Linked DNA regions of Homo sapiens: region 2 is linked to region 1. Evidence: chromatin loops called from intact Hi-C (ENCODE). Cell type or tissue: HepG2. All regions are shown on one strand. Each heading gives the region's core, and the rest is flanking DNA. Links, peaks and the distances in the headings are about the cores only. Region 1 overlaps LPP (LIM domain containing preferred translocation partner in lipoma). Region 2 overlaps LPP (LIM domain containing preferred translocation partner in lipoma).

Region 1 (9,088 bases), core at 329-8,328:
ATGCTGAGGGAGAATTATAGTCAGCATCGAAGAAGCAACACAGCTCAAATGTGCCTGGTCTTGGAATGACTCACCGGTATTGCTGTGACGCTTTCCTGTCCCATTGATCAGACAGGTTTTTCCATTAGAATTTACTGACGACGTGCTCCCCAGTAAGTTGGTAAGATCAATTCTGTAGTTTTAAAATAAGGAAGATATGACTGAAATGTTAGAACACAGTCTCCACGCAGCACACACAAAAAAGCCCAGGGAGAGTCCGAGGCTGTGTGAAGGAAAAGTGGCCTCCCTTCTAGCTCAGCCCATGAGCAAGTTCACCCGTCTGTCTGCTCTGGGTTTTTTGATAAAGAGTTAACTGATTCTGATACAATCTGCTGCCTTATTAAGATGTAAGACACATAAGTTAGAGAGAGAGTGTGTGTATATGGGAAAAGTCTGGGCCTGCTTAGGGCCTGGGGCAAGAGTAGAAGCTAGGTCTTCATAAAAAGGCTGAAGCCTATAGAATAAGATGGAGCCTCATGACTGGCCTCATGGGGCTAAGCTTCCCTCTGCTCATGCAAACTTCTAGAACAGAACCCATCCCACACTGGGCAGAATAAATACTCATGATGGGAATGGGCCTGGGGTAGAAAGAAACAGATGGTCAGGACGCTGAGCTTTTGTTCCTTTATAGGATTGTTCAGCTTCCTCTCCAGCTGAGACCACACCCTTTTTGTGACCTTCTCACTCTTTTCATGCCCTGAGTGTGTCTTTTTCATCCTCATACCGATGGATTAAATGTCTTTTCAGAAAGCTTTCACTTTATGCACTGCAGGCCATAAGTAAATTGATACCCGTAAAGTTTGAGAAGGGGTACTCATGAGAAGCGCCTCACGAGAAGTGTGTGCCCTAGTCCAGACCCAAACATTTAGGGAGATGAGCTGAATTCTGGTAAAACCTCCCTAAGTGAGTCTTATCCACAGACTTAGGTGAGAACAATTGCTGTGTGGAGCAATCACCAACAATGGTATTTAAGAGAAGCAAAGGTAAAATAAGCAATGGGGTAGCCAGGCTAGTGCCCCCAGGAGGATCAGTGGCCAGTAGCCTGTGCTCATGGTGGACAAAGGGAGGGGGCCCAGAGAGTGACCAGGATAACAGAACGGCATCCATTCTGGACAAGGAAACAGAAAGCTGTTCCCAAGAAAAGAGAAGTGTGATCTGTCGAGGATTTCCAGAGAAGAGGATCCTATTAGGATCGTATCAGGAGCTCATTGGGCTTGCTACCACAATTGGGAAATTTGGGCAGGATTTGGGTTTGGAGAGATAGGTTTGCAAAGGATGTTCATTTCAGGAAGGCTATCAACCAATCTATACAATATATTCAGTTTATTAACTTGGAAAAAAGATAACAGTAGGTAAAAGTAGATGAGCACATTCTCTGTAAATTACTTTAATTATTGTTGAAACAATGATAGGCTCTGAAGAAACTTCCCATTGGAGAAAATTTGTCATAGGCTCCCAATTCAAAGATACATAATCCATCATGGCTACTACATTTCTATGACATATGTCTTTTGCCAAAATGAAGTAGTGAGCTCAACTAAGTACCTCTACCTGATCCCTTTGAATGTCAAAACCAAGTCCAATTCAGTTGTCTCATCAGTCTCTAGAAACATATCCTTATTGTTTCACTTCAATATGAAATGCTCAATATGAAATTAAGGATTAAGCTGGGTAATGAAACCTAGCCCCAGTGTCCTTTGATAATGACTTTTGTATTAATAGTTTCTTCATATATAAAATGGAAGGGGAAAGAAAAGATTTTAGTTAATAACCAAGATAGCTGTTCAGCTTGAATCACTATATAAACTACTGACTCACATTTTAAAACCTGATAGGCAATCTTTTGTTTTCTTTAAGCAACATATAGTCTCTCATTTGTACCATCAATCTATTCAATTCCTGATTTCCAAGAATCTTTTCTGCTTTATTCACAATTCCAAAAATAGAATTTATCTACTTGATTAGAGCCTCCCATCTATTGTAGTATTACGGAATTTATGTCTTTACCCCTTGGAATTTTTTACCCTACGACATTCTCTAAAACAGTATCTTGGAGGGAAGGAGTCTGAAATTTACAAGCAATGTCCAAAATTTGGCACTGAGGGGTGGTTGTTATTTCCGAAGTGGGGGCTGATTCTTGCACTATGGACCTTGGCAGTGTTACACAAGATTTGTTGACTCAAGGCTGAGTTATCTAAGTGTGTCCTTCAATTGGTGTTGCATAAGTAGATTAACCAGACTGAATTATAGATCGAATGACATCATTCCCTGCTCAGGAAACTGCCCCTGGTTTTTCACTTCCATATTGTGGCCCTGTCCTACCATTCTAGCCTCCCACTTTTTTCCCCTAAAGGAACTATGTTGACATTTGGGAAGAGTGTGGGGCAAGAAGCCTGGCACTGCAGAACGTCTCCTTTCTCCACTGCTTCTTCTCTTTTCTTGTTTGCCTCCCTCCCACTCCCTTGTTCTCAGATGAGGAGGCAGAGAGTTACCCAATTATTGAGTTTGGAGAAGAAACTGGCCATGTGTAACCCAGTCACTTCCTTCCAGTCTTTGTGAGTTACCTGACTGTTAGAGGCAGATCCTCCCTGCTCTTCATGGTTGGGAGCTTTATGCACAGTGTGCCCTAAATGGGAGTTATTGAGTGCAGGAGCTATCTGAGAGGAAGAGGGTAAATTTCATTCATGGGTGCTGCATTAGCAAGCCCAATGAGCTAATGTTCCACAACCTGGACATTATTGCCATCTGCCTCTGTGTGACTCCATTATTTTCAACTGGTTTCAATATAGGTAGGAGAGAATGAGAGAGAGAACAGCAAGTGGAGCTGGGAAAGGACTTGGTGACTAAGGCAGAGGCTAAATTCAGTTTCAATCAGCCTCCTAAATTATCACCTACTGTAACCACACTAAATGTGCACTATCTGATACCTGGATACATCCCTGCCTCTGCTTTTGCTCACACTCTTCAGTCAGCCTAGAACTACCTTCCCAAACCCTTACCTCTTCCTACCCTAACCTCCAGCCTTCTCAGACGGGGCCAACCTCTGGGATTCCTCCATCCCCCGAATCCTCACTTATCTTTTTCAAGCATTTTTGTCTTTATCACTCTGGAGTTACACAGACATTTTTAAGTCAAATCTCTATAAGACTCCAAGCTCCTGAATTGTCAAGGGCCAAGTCTCATTTATCTCCAAATCCTCCTTCTCATCCTTCCCCCAGTGGACCAAGTTAAACATTTAGTGGGAACTTATTATGTGCCGGCATGAAACGAAGAGCATTATATTCACGATCTTGCTTAACCTTTCCTAGGAAATAGGTACAGTCATCAGTCTCTAGATGGAACAGGGTCTGTGCTCAAAGGAATTCATCATTCCAGGCACACCTTGCTGCCTCTGGTGTAGGGAAACTTAAAGACTTGAGGCAGACTGGCAGATGTGGTGAAAGTGAGGCTCAGGAAGGCTATGTGCATTTCAAAACTGACTGTTCTATCTTCACTGCCTTAACCTTCACCTACACTGCCCCTGGGTTTAAGAAAAAAATAATTCTCACTTAAAAACAAAATAAAGGCTGGGCACGGGGCTCATATCTATAATCCAAGCGCTTTGGGAGGCTGAGGCTCACTTCAGCTCAGGAGTTCAACACCAAGCTGGGCGACATAGCAAGACCCCATCTCTACAGAAATTTTGTAGGTGGGCACAGTGGTGCATGCCTGTTGTTCCAGGTTACTCGGGAGGCTGAGGCGGGAGGATTGCTTGAGCCCAAGAGGCTGAGGCTGCAGTGAGCTGTGATCACACCACTGCACTCCAGCCTGGGCTACAGAGTGAGACCCTGTCTCTAAAAAATAAAATAACAAAAAAACAAAAATGGGAAGATGAGGAAAATAAAAGTCCAAATGGTCACTGCTCAACGAAGGGCCTAATTGCTCAATGTGAACAAAACTCTTCATCCCCAATCTTTGCTCTGAAAACAGAGGTCTGGATGACTGTGGTTTTGTCACTAGATGAATAGCGAGCCCTGAGGATTGTTAGAATTACAAGGCCCAGACCAGATCCACTCAAATATAGCTGGAAGCTTTCTAGTAACTCTAACCGTGCATGGGGAATGAGCTGCTCAGAGAAGTGAGTCACTTACTGGAATCTGTGCTGCCTGCATTACTCAGCTGATATTAATACACCCACTTGTTCATTAAAGTTTAATTGGAGTTCATGTGAATTGGTTTCACCGGATACTTAATCAAAGAGAACTGTTTGTGTACGAACCGTTCAAATACAAAGCTAGCAACACAGCTCTCCTTCAGCCTCTACACACGTCCACCGGCTGCTCTTTTAATTCTGTTGACACAATAAGTGAGTCAGAGAAGGTGGGACAATGACCCTGATGGAGGATGGGAAAAGCTGTCTATACTCAAACACAAAACAAGAGTAAATGAAAAAATCCTTTGTGAGAAGCCAGCCACAGTTCTCTAAACCCATCAGCTACAGTCAGACACTGGCCAGGACTCGAACGGCACCTCCTAAGCGGGAGCTTGTTCCTTCTAGTTTCTTTCTGGGGCTCATTATCAAAGCTGCAGGTCTCCTCTATTCCCTGGGCACCTGTTTTCTAGCTGTACATCTTTATTTTTAAAATGGGTGGATAAGAAAATTAACTATCATTCAACATAATCACACATTTCTCTTGTGCTGACAAGCAAACCATGAACACAATCCCTAATGCCTATTTATACAATCAGGACTGTCAGTACCCTGTTATTTCTTATCAGATATCTCATTAATCAACATTTGAGAAAGTATAAATTTTTAAAGCTTCTGAGAAAAAAACGTGCATGAAGTTAGGTGGAAATATACTTGCTTCGGTTTGGTGGCTCTAGTTGTGTTACCACTTTTTCCTTAAGTGTGTTCACCATTGTTAAGCATGCATGACTTATTTACCAAAAACAAATCAATATGAGTTTAAAACTTGGCACTATGCACTATTTTGAATCCCTGAAGCAATCCTCAGAGAATAGATTAAAGGGAAATCCACTTTTTAAAACAGGTTTATTGAGATATAATTTACATACAATTCACCCATTTAAAGTTTACGGTTCTGTTTTTAGTATTTCACAGTGTTGTGCAATCATCACCACCATATAAAGAGCATTTTCAGCATCCCAAAAAGAAACTCACAGTTATTAGCAATCACTACCTATCCTCTACCCCAACCCTGCCGGCAACCACTACTTTCTATCGCTACAGACTCTATAGATTTGCCTATTGTGGGCTTTTCACATAAATGGAATCATATAATATGTGGTCTTTCATAACTGGCTTTTTTTTTTTTTTTTTTTTTTTTTTTGACAGAGTTTGGCTCTGTCACCCAGGCTGGAGGGCAGATCTCGGCTCACTGCAACCTCCACCTCCCGGGTTCAAGCCATTCTCCTGCCTCACCATCCTGAGTAGCTGGGATTACAGGCACACACTACTACGCCCAACTGATTTTTGTATTTTTAGTAGAGACGGGGGTTTCACCATGTTGTCCAGACTGGTCTCGAACTCCTGACCTCAAGTGATTCACCCACCTCGGTCTCCCAAAGTGCTGAGATTACAAGCATGAGCCATGGTGCCCGGCCTTGTAACTGGCTTCTTTCACTTTGCCATAATGTTTTCAAGGTTCATCCATGTTGTAGTCCATATCAGTACTTTATTCCTTTCACTGCTGAACAATATCCCATTTTATTTTATGCCACATTTTGCTTTTCCATTCAGCCAATCTACTTCTTAAAAATAAAATAACCTCCCATCTACCAAATAATAGCAAGTGTTTTGATAGATATTAATTCTCAGTTTGACATATATTTTGCTTATCCCTTCGATGATCCACTCATGACTGTCCAATTATCCATGTTTAAAAAGTGAGCTTTGCATTAGACAATTCTCAACAGTGGAATGAGGTGGCAGTACCTTATAACCTAAGCCATTCTACATGTAAAACTCATCAAGATGGTAAGTTTATTGTTTCAGTATACAAAGAGCTCTCGCTAACATGATATAGCTAGATTGTGGGCTCCCCACGTTAGGAGCCATAGTTACAGAGCCCCAGGCGGGCAGGCTTAGAATATACTAGAGGAACAACATCCAAAACCATCTCTCTCTCAAGAAAAACCACATTTTCTGCTTCTTAAGATATTAAACCCAACCACTTAGTAATAAATACCTATAATGTGCTGTGCGCCACCATTATAATTAATAAGATATGAGACCAGTCCTCCAGAGTTCAAAATCTAGCAGAAGAGACATATAGAATGAGTCAATGCCAGCTCAAATAAAATTAACGGTATGAGAGAAACTCAGAGAAGGGAATCTTCCATTTGTTATGTCTCACTTGTAATGCTGGTGATTTCATTTCTAACCTTGTTTGTAGAGTTGGAGCTAATTATTACACAGTAGAGACAGTACATAGACTTCCATGAGAATGTAGAATCTATACAAGTTGATCCTTACTGGGGGCATAAATCACACCAATAAAATTACCAGATGACGTAGACCTCAAAAGAAACCATCAAAAATGGAAAGTCAAGGGGTCAAGGAGGTCATCTGTCAAAAGAGAAACACTTTCTGCCTCCTTATAAAGCATGCTTTTCAAGACACTATCAGGAAGCTGGTAATTCACTGAGAATTGCCACCTAAGAAACCATGTAGTGTAAATAAAAGAAATAGATTTCCAAAACCTATGTCAGGTAAACCATACTCTAGTACATGATGCTAATAATACAGCACTAGGCTTATTGGGTACCATGTGTGTAAGAGATTCAAAGGCATTTTCCAAAGAGAATTCAATCCTTCCCACCTCCCAAGCAAGTATAGTGCAGACCCTTAAGTCATCAGGAAACTTAAGAGCATATTCCATCCCTCTTGCTCTATATTCTGACGACATGTCCAGTCTTCCAGATAAAGGCACTCTGCAATCAGAACTAGATGTTTGAGTCATGCTTCTGTTTTTTGGAGTGTAGAGGTATTGACCACCTTAGATCCAACTCATGAAACAGATTAAGTTTTCACACAGTCCAAAAATAATTGATATGCTTAATGAGAACTTATTTCACTTAAAATTTCTACCAGCATGAAACCCTCTGTAATATGCCCATCCAGTTTGTACATCAGTAGAAGTGCTCCTCTTTAAATTCATATAGCAAGTTTGCACATCCTGTTTCCTAATTACCTCATGCAAAAAAGGAATTGTACCTTCACTTCTCTTGTTCATTAAAGCAAGGTTCACGAAATGCTTTGACATTTGATTTTTGAAAAACACATGCTGGTTTAACCGAAGGTCCTAGAGACTCATTGCTGTTTAAACTTGGGGAGAAACAAGATGGTATCAAATCACAGTTAACTTTTTAACTGATCTGTTTAAAGAAAATTAAAATGGGCATTTTTAAGATATATTACAACTCTATATAATCTGACAGTACTTGGTAAGAATTACCTCCTTACAATCAAATCAGGGTGGTGGAGCAGAAAGCACCCTAGAGTCAAATGTTCTGGGTTTGCATCCAGAACTGCTTTAAGAAAACTTATTTCACTTCTCTGAACCACAGATCCACCATTTCTAAAAGGGAAATAATGATAAACCCTGCCTTGCCTACATCATAGAGATGTCATAAAGCACACATAAGAAAATGGGTACTTAAGTGTTTTGAAAGCTACAAGCCCCCCACACAAGGTAAGGTATCATCTTAATGTCCTTTCTCTTTTTTTTTTTTTTTTTTTGAGACAGAGTCTCGCTCTGTCGCCCAGGCTGGAGTGCAGTGGCATGATCTCAGCTCACTGCAAGCTCCGCCTCCTGGGTTCACACCATTATCCTGCCTCAGCCTCCCGAGTAGCTGGGACTACAGGCGCCCACCACCATGCCCGGCTAATTTTTTTTTCTTTCTATTTTTAGTAGAGATGGGGTTTCACCGTGTTAGCCAGGATGGTCTCGATCTCCTGACCTCGTGATCCACCCGCCTGGGCCTGCCAAAGTGCTGGGATTACAGGCGAGAGCCACCACGCCCGGCCAATGTCCTTTCTTATAAAGACATTCTTAATGACATGAAAAACACTTTAGCCTTTCTGTTTATATTTTGAATAAGCCAAAGAAACATCTCAAAATCAACACTACCAATTCCAGGAAGTTTCACAAACACACACGCACACATACACACACAGGCTTTATAAAGATAATTGTTGTTTGGGACAAGAAGCCCAAGAAAGTAAAAGATTCTGAAGAATTGTTCGTCTTAGAGTTCACCTCAGCAACACATCTTTAAAATTAAGTATCATTCAGTGTATTCTTACTCTTTGAAGGTGGGTGAAATACATATGTTAGAATGTATTACCTTTCAAAAAGTGGTATGCCAAATTCCCACCCACCTCCTTCTGATGCTACAGAAACAGTCCAAGGAAGAGGTGGCCCCATTATATCAATGCTTTCTAGAGAAGAGGGAAATGGGAGAGAGCTCTGAGGACAGACCCAGGCATGTGCAGACTGAGGAAAGACAGAACTTGCCCGGAAGACACAGAAAAAATACCAACCAGCAGGCCACCTTTGACCAGTGAATTGACCCTCAGTAGCCACATGGCAACATTCCACTAGGGCAGCTTATCAAGGATGCGGATGCATTCCATTCCCCACACACTCTGTCATCTGAAGTTTACTCGTTCAGATAAACAAAGGTCAAGGACAGAGAAGCCAAGAACTTTTCCAAGGTCATTAGTAGCTGTGTAAATACAACTCCTATGTTCTAAACTAAACTTGCTGATGCTCTTGGAGTGAAGAGGCCGGGAACATGAACAGTCCTAAACTATTCACTGTGTACCTGTCCTTCTCGGTGGCTGTAGTATAATGGAATAGTAAGTGCTACCACTGAAGCACGGCATGCTGTGTGCCAAGCATTGTTCTACATGCTCTACGCATTCTAACTTTGTTAATCCTCACAAGGACCCTATGATGTAAGCCCATTTTATAGATGAAGAAAGTACAGCACTAGAAGTGAAGTTGTTTGTCCAAGGTCACATGATATTATGTGGTAGGAT
Region 2 (9,088 bases), core at 458-8,457, 450 kb before region 1:
TCACCAGAGAGAGTATTCTCCCTAATGCTATCTTTATATTTTAGTTTGAAAAGTTTGCAATGGCTTTCCATCCATTGAAAATATACATGAGCAGAATCAGCTAAATTTTCTCATAAAATATTTTGGTAGCATTGAGCCAGAGAAAGTGGTTTACTTATATTAATTGGAAGCACTGCGATAGAACAGGCTTCTTTTGGGTTGCCGATGAATTTATCATATGGCTCTTCTGTAGCCTTAGACAATATAGAATCCACAAAGAATGTCAACTGTTAGCCATGTAAAGTAAGATATCACATATCACATCATACATCAAACTGAGTTCTCACTATTTTCTTGGGACTCTGTCTTTACATAATGTAGCAATATGCAATCTCCTATGGTTATTGCCATTTAGCTCTGTGAATACAAGAGTTTTTATCATATCTTAAAAGCTGGACTGTAGGACACATGTAGTTCTGTCACTGTGCTTGTGTATATCTGATTCTATAGAGAGGCTTGAAGGTTCAACAGGTACGTGGCTAGTGGGGGAAAGGTGGCTCCAATGTCTGTTTCCCTCTCTCTTGTTTTTCCCTCTACAAATACATATACACACTCACACACACCCACACTCAAACACTCGCAACAAGAAAAGGATCAATGACTGCCACTAGGATGAGTGGTAGACACAAAACAGTTTCGGAGACAGTCACATTAAGAAACATTTTAACATCTTAGTCCAAAAAGAGAAATTAAGGTAAAGTAAAAAAAAACAAAAAACAAAACACACACACACACACACACACACACACACACACACGCACACAACAAGCCAAAACCCCAAGGTTGTCAGGGAGAGGAGTTCAGGAATGAGTGGATAAAGGCCTGGGCAGCAAACCAGATGAGATGAAGTGAAGGCTGAGTGATCTCCTGGCAAGGGGAAGTTGTTATAAAGTCTAACCACGATGTGATTCATTTATAGACAGAGATTTGCTTAGCTTAGACCTTCAGGTGAGGTGGTAAATTAGGAGGGGGAGTCCCACAGAAGGTTGCAAAAGCAAGCATGTTTCGCTGATGTAAATATATGTATTGTGAAGGAAACTAACAAAAAATAGAAAATTATTGTGCATTTTTATCTGTGCTCAGCACTGTCCTAAGCATTTCACATACATTTTTTCATTTAGTCCTACCAACCAATTATTCTCCTTTTTAGATAAGAAACCTGATGTTCCATCACCTGGCCAAAGTCTCAAAGGCAGAATGTAGTGTGGCTGAGACTGGAACCAGGTCTGACTTGTAAAGCCCATTTTCTCAATCAGCACATGTTTCTATGTATACAATTCAATCATAACTCTGACCTATATCAGTATTGTTTAGGAGCAGAACCCATTAACACCTGCAGGGAAAGAGGAAGGGCCAGTCCAGCATCACTTCTCCATCCCCACAAGCCTCAGGGGATCTTAGTGAAAGTCATGATCTACCACAGGTGGCGAATCAGGACAGGTGATGGTCCTCCACTGCAGCTCTTGGGTGTTGACCCTTCAACTCTAGCTTTCCATCAGGAATGTGAGTTTGAGAACCACTGCTGTAACAAGGACTGTATGCTTCTGTGTTCCACCAAGAGTAGTTTGTCCCGGGGTATTGGAATGCAGTGATGGCTAGTGCCAAATCTCCCAGGAGATATATTCTAGGAAACTGGAACTTTAATATGAGGCGGAGAGGGGCAGAAAGTTGGGCAACATATACCCTATTCCCAACCTTGATGAAACTAATAGCATCTATACACATAGTAGTCATGACAGTAACTTTTTGATAACAACTTCCACTCTCAGGAAAAGTAGCAAAAACAAAACAAAAATACCATCACCACCACCACAACAAACAAAACAAAAAACAACCCTGTTTTGCATTTTCGAGTATAATACATGGTTATCTTTTGAACAGTTAGATGTAACATGGTGTAAAGAAAATCAGATATGCAATTCTTGCCTTTGTTACTAGCTATTGGCAGCCTAGACAAGTTTCCTAAATTTTCTGAGCCCGAATTTCCTTGTCTTCAAAACAAGCAGCTGAGTAGACGCACTCACTAGATAAGTGGTCTTAGTTGAGTCACTTATCCAGCCATTCTGTCAATCCCTCAACAAATGCACTTGGTGAGTTTCTATTTGCTGTCAAGCACTGCAGTAACCTTTTCTAGGCTTCTCTAAGAGGGAGATGATCATAACTGCCTTAAATACTTGGCTATGAAATTCGGAGGAGGTAACATCTAGAAGGTGTCCAGCATGAGACCTACTTCTTTCTCCTTTAAACTATAGGAAGTATATAGTTCAACTTCAAAATAAAGAGCTCATAACAACTAGAACAGAAAGGCACATGCTTTGGACTGTTCTCTAAAGATGACAGTCAATGAGTGGAAAATAGAGGTCCCTATGTCTCTGAGGCAGTTGGTTAAGATTTATATTTATCAATATTTTACTGATGGAATTTTTCGGTAGAAATTTCAATCCTAATCCTAATCCTACAAAAATTTGTAGACCCCGGGGTGATGATAATAGTCAATATTTATTCAGCGCTTTTTATGGACCAGGTGTTAAGTATTTAATTGTATTATCTCATGTAGTCACCCCAACAACTCTATGATGTAGGTTCTATCATTATCTCCATAACAGTTGATGAAAAGGCAGCATAAAGAGATTATGTGCCTTGCCCACAACCACAGAGTTAAATATTGAAGCTGGAATTGGGGCTTAGGCAGTCTGACTTTACATCTGTCCACTTAACCAGTTTTCTAAACTGACTTACTACTTTAAAAGTCCACAATTCCTAAAATTATCTGGCCAGGCAGGAAACTTGATTAAATCACAGAACATTCCTGACAGAAACAGTAGTATTTCTTTTGGCCAAAGCAAGATTTCTCTTTAAGTTAATTTTTACACATGGACATTTTCACATTCTCCGTCTTAATTTTTTAACCAGTCTTCTATATTTAGAATTCATTTCATGATTGATCTGCTAACAGAAAAATCAATATTTACTAGTACAGTTAGAACCGCTATTGCAACAATTATTTTTGCCTTATGGTTTGAATCTGCTCCGTGATCTCTCCCGTGGGAATCTGCATTTCCCTTAGGTCCACTCAAAGGGTAAATCTGCCCAGGTACTTTTAGCTTTTGTGGTAGGAAATCTCCAAATTTATTCTGGTTATTTGAGACCAAACCTGATAATAAGGGAACCCAAAGGGGTTTTTCTAAAGCTACTGTATTTCAGCAGCCAGCAACAGAATAATCTTCCCTCTGTGAAGTCATCAAGCATCCCTTATATTTGTCTAGTGCTTTATCTTATTTATCAATGCATTTGATCCCTCAATAATATTTGGAGGCAGCAAAGCAAGGGTTATAATCACTCTCATTTTAACGATGAAAATACTAAAACTTAAAAAGGCTTAGAGGCCTACAGAACTTAAGAGTTCAATGTGTGACTTAAGACCATGTAAAGTTAGATCAGATCCAACAAACAGAGCTCAGGCAGAAGACTATGTTGCAAATGAGGTGGAATCCATGTACATAACATGTAATAGTCATATTGACACCAAGACATAAATGGGAGCCACAGTTTGCAGATGGAGAACTATGACTCATTTTGTAAAGAACATTAGGTTTTCTCCAGTGTCCCTCTTACCTTCTTGTTTCACAAAAGAAGAAAGCAGACAAAAAAGAGTGTTAACCTGGACAAGATTCTCTGGATAGTAAACTTTTTTTTTTATTTTTTGAGATGGAGTCTCACTCGGTTGCCCAGGTTGGAGTGCAGTGGTGCGATCTTGGCTCACTGCAACCTCTGCCTCCCAGGTTCAAGCAATTCTCTGGCCCCAGCCTCCTGAGTAGCTGGGATTACAGGTGTGTGCCACCATGGCTGGCTAATTTTTTGATATTTGTAGTAGAGATGGGGTTTCACCATGTTGGCCAGGCTAGTCTCAAACTCCTGACATCAGGTGATCCACCCATCTCGGCCTCCCAAAGTGCTGGAATTACAAGTGTGAACCACCACACCTGGCTTGGATAGTAAACCAATATGCAAAGGAATGAGTATTTCTCCAATGATCATATTACCCTTTCCATTTTAGAAAAGATGTGTGCTATGATTTGAATTGGTTCCCTCCAAAATTCAGCAGTAGATATTGTGATTTTATTAAAAAGTGTTGATCAGGCCATACGGGCTTCTCTGTCATGAATGGGATAAAGCCCTTTGTGAAAGAGGCTTCATGCGGCATTCTGCTGGCTTGCTCTTCCACTGTCTGCCATGTGAGGAGGTAGCACAAAGCACCATCCTGGAAACAGAGAGTAGCCCTCACCAGAAAACCAAGCCTGCTGGTGCCTTGATCTTGGACTTACCAGCCTCTAGAACCGTGATAAAATAAATTTTCATTCTTTATAAATTACCCAGTCTCAGTTATTCTGCTATAGCAGCACAAAATGGATGAAAACAATATGTGACTAATAAAAGATTTTGTCCATACAGTACCTGCCTCCATGGGAGATACGAATTTAGAATATAGAACAAAAAGGGGAAAATAAAAATTATAATTAGCCTAAATTAAAATTGTGATATATAAAGACTGAAAATAAATTTGCAGATTCACATAAAACTTCATAATTTCTATATTCTCATATGAATCTTATAATAACTAAAAGCTAAATGAGACAATTATCATCTTCCCAACACATGAGTTAACATAGGAATGACCTTGTACATGACTTGAGAAGTAGGTAGCAGAGTTGCAACTCAGCCCAGTCCAGTGATCTTTGAGCTGGACCATACCATATTACCTGCATAAATGGAACTGGCCCCAAAGATGGTGCTATTCTCCCCTGACACTACTTCCTTAGGAAGCCAATTCATCTTACTCGGGATTCTGTTTTACCGTTTAGTAGCAAAGTATCCATAATACATTGTTAAGAGGATTTCAAGGGTCATAGGACGTGTAGAAAATTTAGAAAGTAGCCATTCCAAACTCTTCATTTACAGACTCTATAACAAAGGGTAAGAGAGAGGCAATTCATTGATTAAGATGTCATAGCAAGCTGTCAGGAGAGATGAGACCTGAGAGCCTTTGGGCTCTCAGTGTAGCACTCTCTCAAGATGCACAGAGCTATCTCCCAGGTGCCCTACCTCAAGTATCAGTTTCTTCCCACTAGTAGGCGCTGTTGCCTGATTGTGAGGAATTTCTCCTTCTACCTAACAGTAGATTTTCATTGTAATTAGGAGTATTGCGTGGGACACTAAGTCTACAACATGGCTTCTGTATGACTCCAGAACAAGGTGAACTCCATTACAATTGCAACCAGTAGAGTCATGCCATTTCTCTCTGAAACACTGTGGTGTTTTGGATTTGTACATCTCAATGTTCTGGAAACCAAAGGAATGGCAGTAGGACATGGGGTACTGAGTGGGTTCTGCAGAGCTGTGTTGAGGCAAAAAAAAGTCAAGGCTCTGGTCCCTGTTTGACCATAGCTGGTATAAAATGATTGCTTTATACGTTGGTATTATCTAGAACATTCATTTAACAGAAACTTTCCAGTTTGGCTTTGTTACTTCTTCGTCTTATTATTATTATTACTTTGAGACAGAGTTTTGCTCTTGTTGCCCAAGCTGGAGTGCAACGGCACAATCTTGGCTCACAGCAACCTCTGCCTCCCGGGTTCAAGTGATTCTCCTGCCTCAGCCTCCCGAGTAGCTGGGATTACAGGCGCACGTCACCATGCCCAGCTAATTTTTTGTATTTTTAGTAGAAACGGGGTTTCACTATGTTAGCCAGGCTGATCTCAAACTCCTGACCTTGTGATCCACCTGCCTCAGCCTCCCAAAGTGCTGGGATTACAGGTGTGAGCCGCTGTGCCCGGCCTGTTGTTTATTATTTTTTTTAAACACCACAGACTACTCAAGTAGTGGTAAATCTGTGGATAGAAGAATTGAGTTTTGATTCAAGCTGCACCACATGTATGAACTGTGACTTTGAGTAAGCTATTTTACCCATTTGAGCCATAGGTGGAAGAGAAATAGTAATCTCAGCCCTAGGTACCTCAAAGTATTACTGACAGGATACAAACATACATTCATATATATATGTATGTATGTGTATATATGTATGTGTGTGTGTGTATATACATGTGTGTGTATCCTGCCAGTAAAATAAGTATACACACATACAAATAAAATGCAAAGAATTCCTCTAAAATAAACTGCTGTAAAATAAATTTTCTTATGAATATCTATAAAAATCACCAGTACGATGGAGCAGATGTACTTATATATCTGGGGCTTCCATCAGCAATGACATTCTAAAAAATTTCCATGCAAAATCCACAAGGTAGAATGCAAGACTGATTTGAGTACACTGACTTTTAAGATATGAGTACCTCACAAATACTGGCAATGCCATTTAGATTCTCAGTGGAGTGGGCAGATGGGGCCACAAATACTTGACACCCGATGTTACACTGGAGCTCAGAGGGAGACCCATGAGGCAGGACCTAAGGCCATTTCCATTCTTGTATCTCTGAAGAATTCTCATTGCTAAACTGTAGTCTGCATCTGATTCCATCTCCAGCATTCGCATAGCAACACTAAGCTGTCTGAGCGCTGAAGTGACGTCTAGGGAACAGTTATTAATACACATATGTGTGCACACAGTATGTGGAAATATGCAAGATTGAAAGTGATTAGTGTATTACTTTTAGGTAATACTTCCCACTGGGACTATGCTCCTGGAAAAATTCCTCTCTCTCTCTCCATAGAAGCTTGCACAGTCATCTGCTATCACTTACCAGAATGTTTGGGATAAAAATGGTGTCAATTTTAAGGAAACATGCTTCTCAAATTTCTTTGTTAACATTTGAATAAAACATTAGAAGGTTCTTACTTTTCTCCTCTCGTTTTTCATTCAGAGAATAAGCCCCTTCAGAATCTTACTTTGTGTGAGAGAGAAAATAGTCATCCTTCTTTGCTACCTCCAGACTAGCAGAATCACTGGGTTTTAAAGTAGAAAAGTTAAAATTCCATTCTAATAAAATCCACTGGCTCTCATTACTTCTCAGTTGCATGGCAATGCTTTATAATAAGAACACAGCAAGAAATCATATTTCTACCTGTAAGAGCTTATAGACCTGTGAGATCATCAGAGAGAGCCACAGAAGAAAGGCATGGAAAGCATTATAGGAAGGATTTGGTTGGGAATGAAGGTACACTTTCTGGACCAATGAAAGTTTTGCGAAATGGAACATTGCCTAGGAAGCCATGTACCTGAGCTGGCCACATTTTCTCTCTGTGACTCCCTTTTATAAAATAAATACACCGAATCAAGTGTTTTTCTAAGGACCGTCCTAGTCTTCAGTTTTTATTATGAGATAAATTTTATAGGATAAACACACAAACTAAATTTTGATGAAGGCAGATTGAGGGTAAGGAAAATCCACTCTGTGGTGGTTTCTGGGCAGCCCTTCAAGACTTCAAACTTATTGACACATTATAAAAGTTACAAAATGAAACAAATGAGAAAACTGGGCAATAGGTAATGTTTTATTTATGCCAGTAGAGTATTTCTGGGTGATTCCTCTTGTACTAATGTAGTTTCCATACTTAGATTATCACATTTAGTAAACATATATCCAAATCCCTAATAACTAGTGAGATAAGTCAAGAGCTTTCCCTTACTAAGGCTTATAGGGAGCTCCCAGAAACCATGTAAGTCCACAGAAACTGCATAAAAATGGATACGCTCAGTAACGGTTTCTTGCATCAGCTATGTGATTTTATTTGAAGTTCTGTCTTGGGCAAGAGATACCACACAGGGAGAGTGCAAAGTTGAAGGTCTTCAGCAAAAATTTGGACTGTAAACACAGCTTGGCATTATCAGCATTCTGTTAAGTTCAAAGAAGAGATAGTTACAACAAATACAGCTTGCTTTATTTCTGAAACAAAACTGTGCACATATTTGTGGCCATACTACTAATTAACCTGTAGATTGTTCCTTTCATCTATTCAGCGTGTTTTTCTGCCCCCTGTTACAACATGTTGAGGTTACTTTTCCCATATGGACTATATTTAAACAGTTCCCTTATAGGCATTAGAGAGAGAATGGTACAAATGATTAAGGGACTAGAGAAGCCGACTGTACAGAAAGATTAAAGAAACCATATATGTACATATTAGGAAGCTGACAGGTGACTAGGGAGTGCCATAATGATGGTCTATAAATATCTGAAAGGGGTAAACACTGAGGAATAATTTAGCCTGGTGCAAGTGGTACAACTCGGAGTGATGGTGTCTCTTAAAGAAAAGAGAAGATCATTATTAAAGAAAAAAACTTAGATGCGTAAGATGCTATCCATGCGATATGGGAAAAGGGGAACATGCAGGCTAGTTGTAAGTGCAACGGGATGAGAGTCAGAAGACATGGGTCGGCTCTACCATGTATAGCTGTGTAACCTCGGAAAGGGCATTTAACCACCACGGGCCTCAGTTCCCTCTTTTGGAAATTAGAGCGTGGAATAGAATTAGAGGCTTTCAAAGTATGCTCCAAAGAACTCCACAGTTTTGAGGATCCTGCTCTATTGATCCCCACCAACAGAGGAAGGAGAACGAAGGGGAGTGGTGATTGCCTGGAGCCCCTTAGTCTGTTTCATTTCTATCCCATCAGCTTCCTCAGAATAATTTCTGAGGGATTTATCAACTTAAAAAAGTTTGTAAAAAATTTACTGACTTAAAGTTTGAAAGATGTATTAGGGGTCAGCTTTAAATCCATTCCTATTCAAAAGACTTGAGGTAGAAGACTCATTGAGGTTGTTTTCACAAAAGGCTTACTGAGTGGTTAATTATGGGCCAACATAGCAGACAGAGCAGTAAGACAGAAGTGCTGTTGCCCTCATGGAACTCACATTCTAAGTGCAACTCTTAATATAGGATGTCGAAAATTCACAAATGAATACAGGAATGACTTATGTAACTTCCTGTAAGATTGAAAATAATTAACTCAATTTAACATTTACAGAGCACCTATCAATCTTTAATACTTGTGATAGATAATGTAGGGCATAAACATTAAAATAAACAGATATCA

The links. A loop is a pair of places that touch in the nucleus more often than their neighbours do. Peaks named below come from ENCODE experiments on the same cell type or tissue, not always from the same donor. Only the 100,000 strongest peaks of a DNase experiment are listed, where the experiment ranks them.
Region 2: a loop joins it to region 1, with 5 times the contacts of the local background. A loop is called at or near these places in 2 of 110 quality-filtered maps.

What each region holds. Positions count from the first base shown.
Region 1 is chr3:188,290,341-188,299,428 of GRCh38, reverse strand. The region is part of intron 2 of LPP (LIM domain containing preferred translocation partner in lipoma); the gene reads right to left. Among named protein-coding and RNA genes, the nearest start is that of FLJ42393, 120 kb to the right of the region's middle. RefSeq lists a silencer at 8,494-8,788 and an enhancer at 8,494-8,788. In HepG2, for the core only: no CTCF peak of the experiment used is centred there; DNase peaks (open chromatin) are centred at 2,238 and 4,318.
Region 2 is chr3:188,745,289-188,754,376 of GRCh38, reverse strand. The region is part of intron 8 of LPP (LIM domain containing preferred translocation partner in lipoma); the gene reads right to left. Among named protein-coding and RNA genes, the nearest start is that of MIR28, 61 kb to the right of the region's middle. In HepG2, for the core only: a CTCF peak has its summit at 5,165; a DNase peak (open chromatin) is centred at 7,916.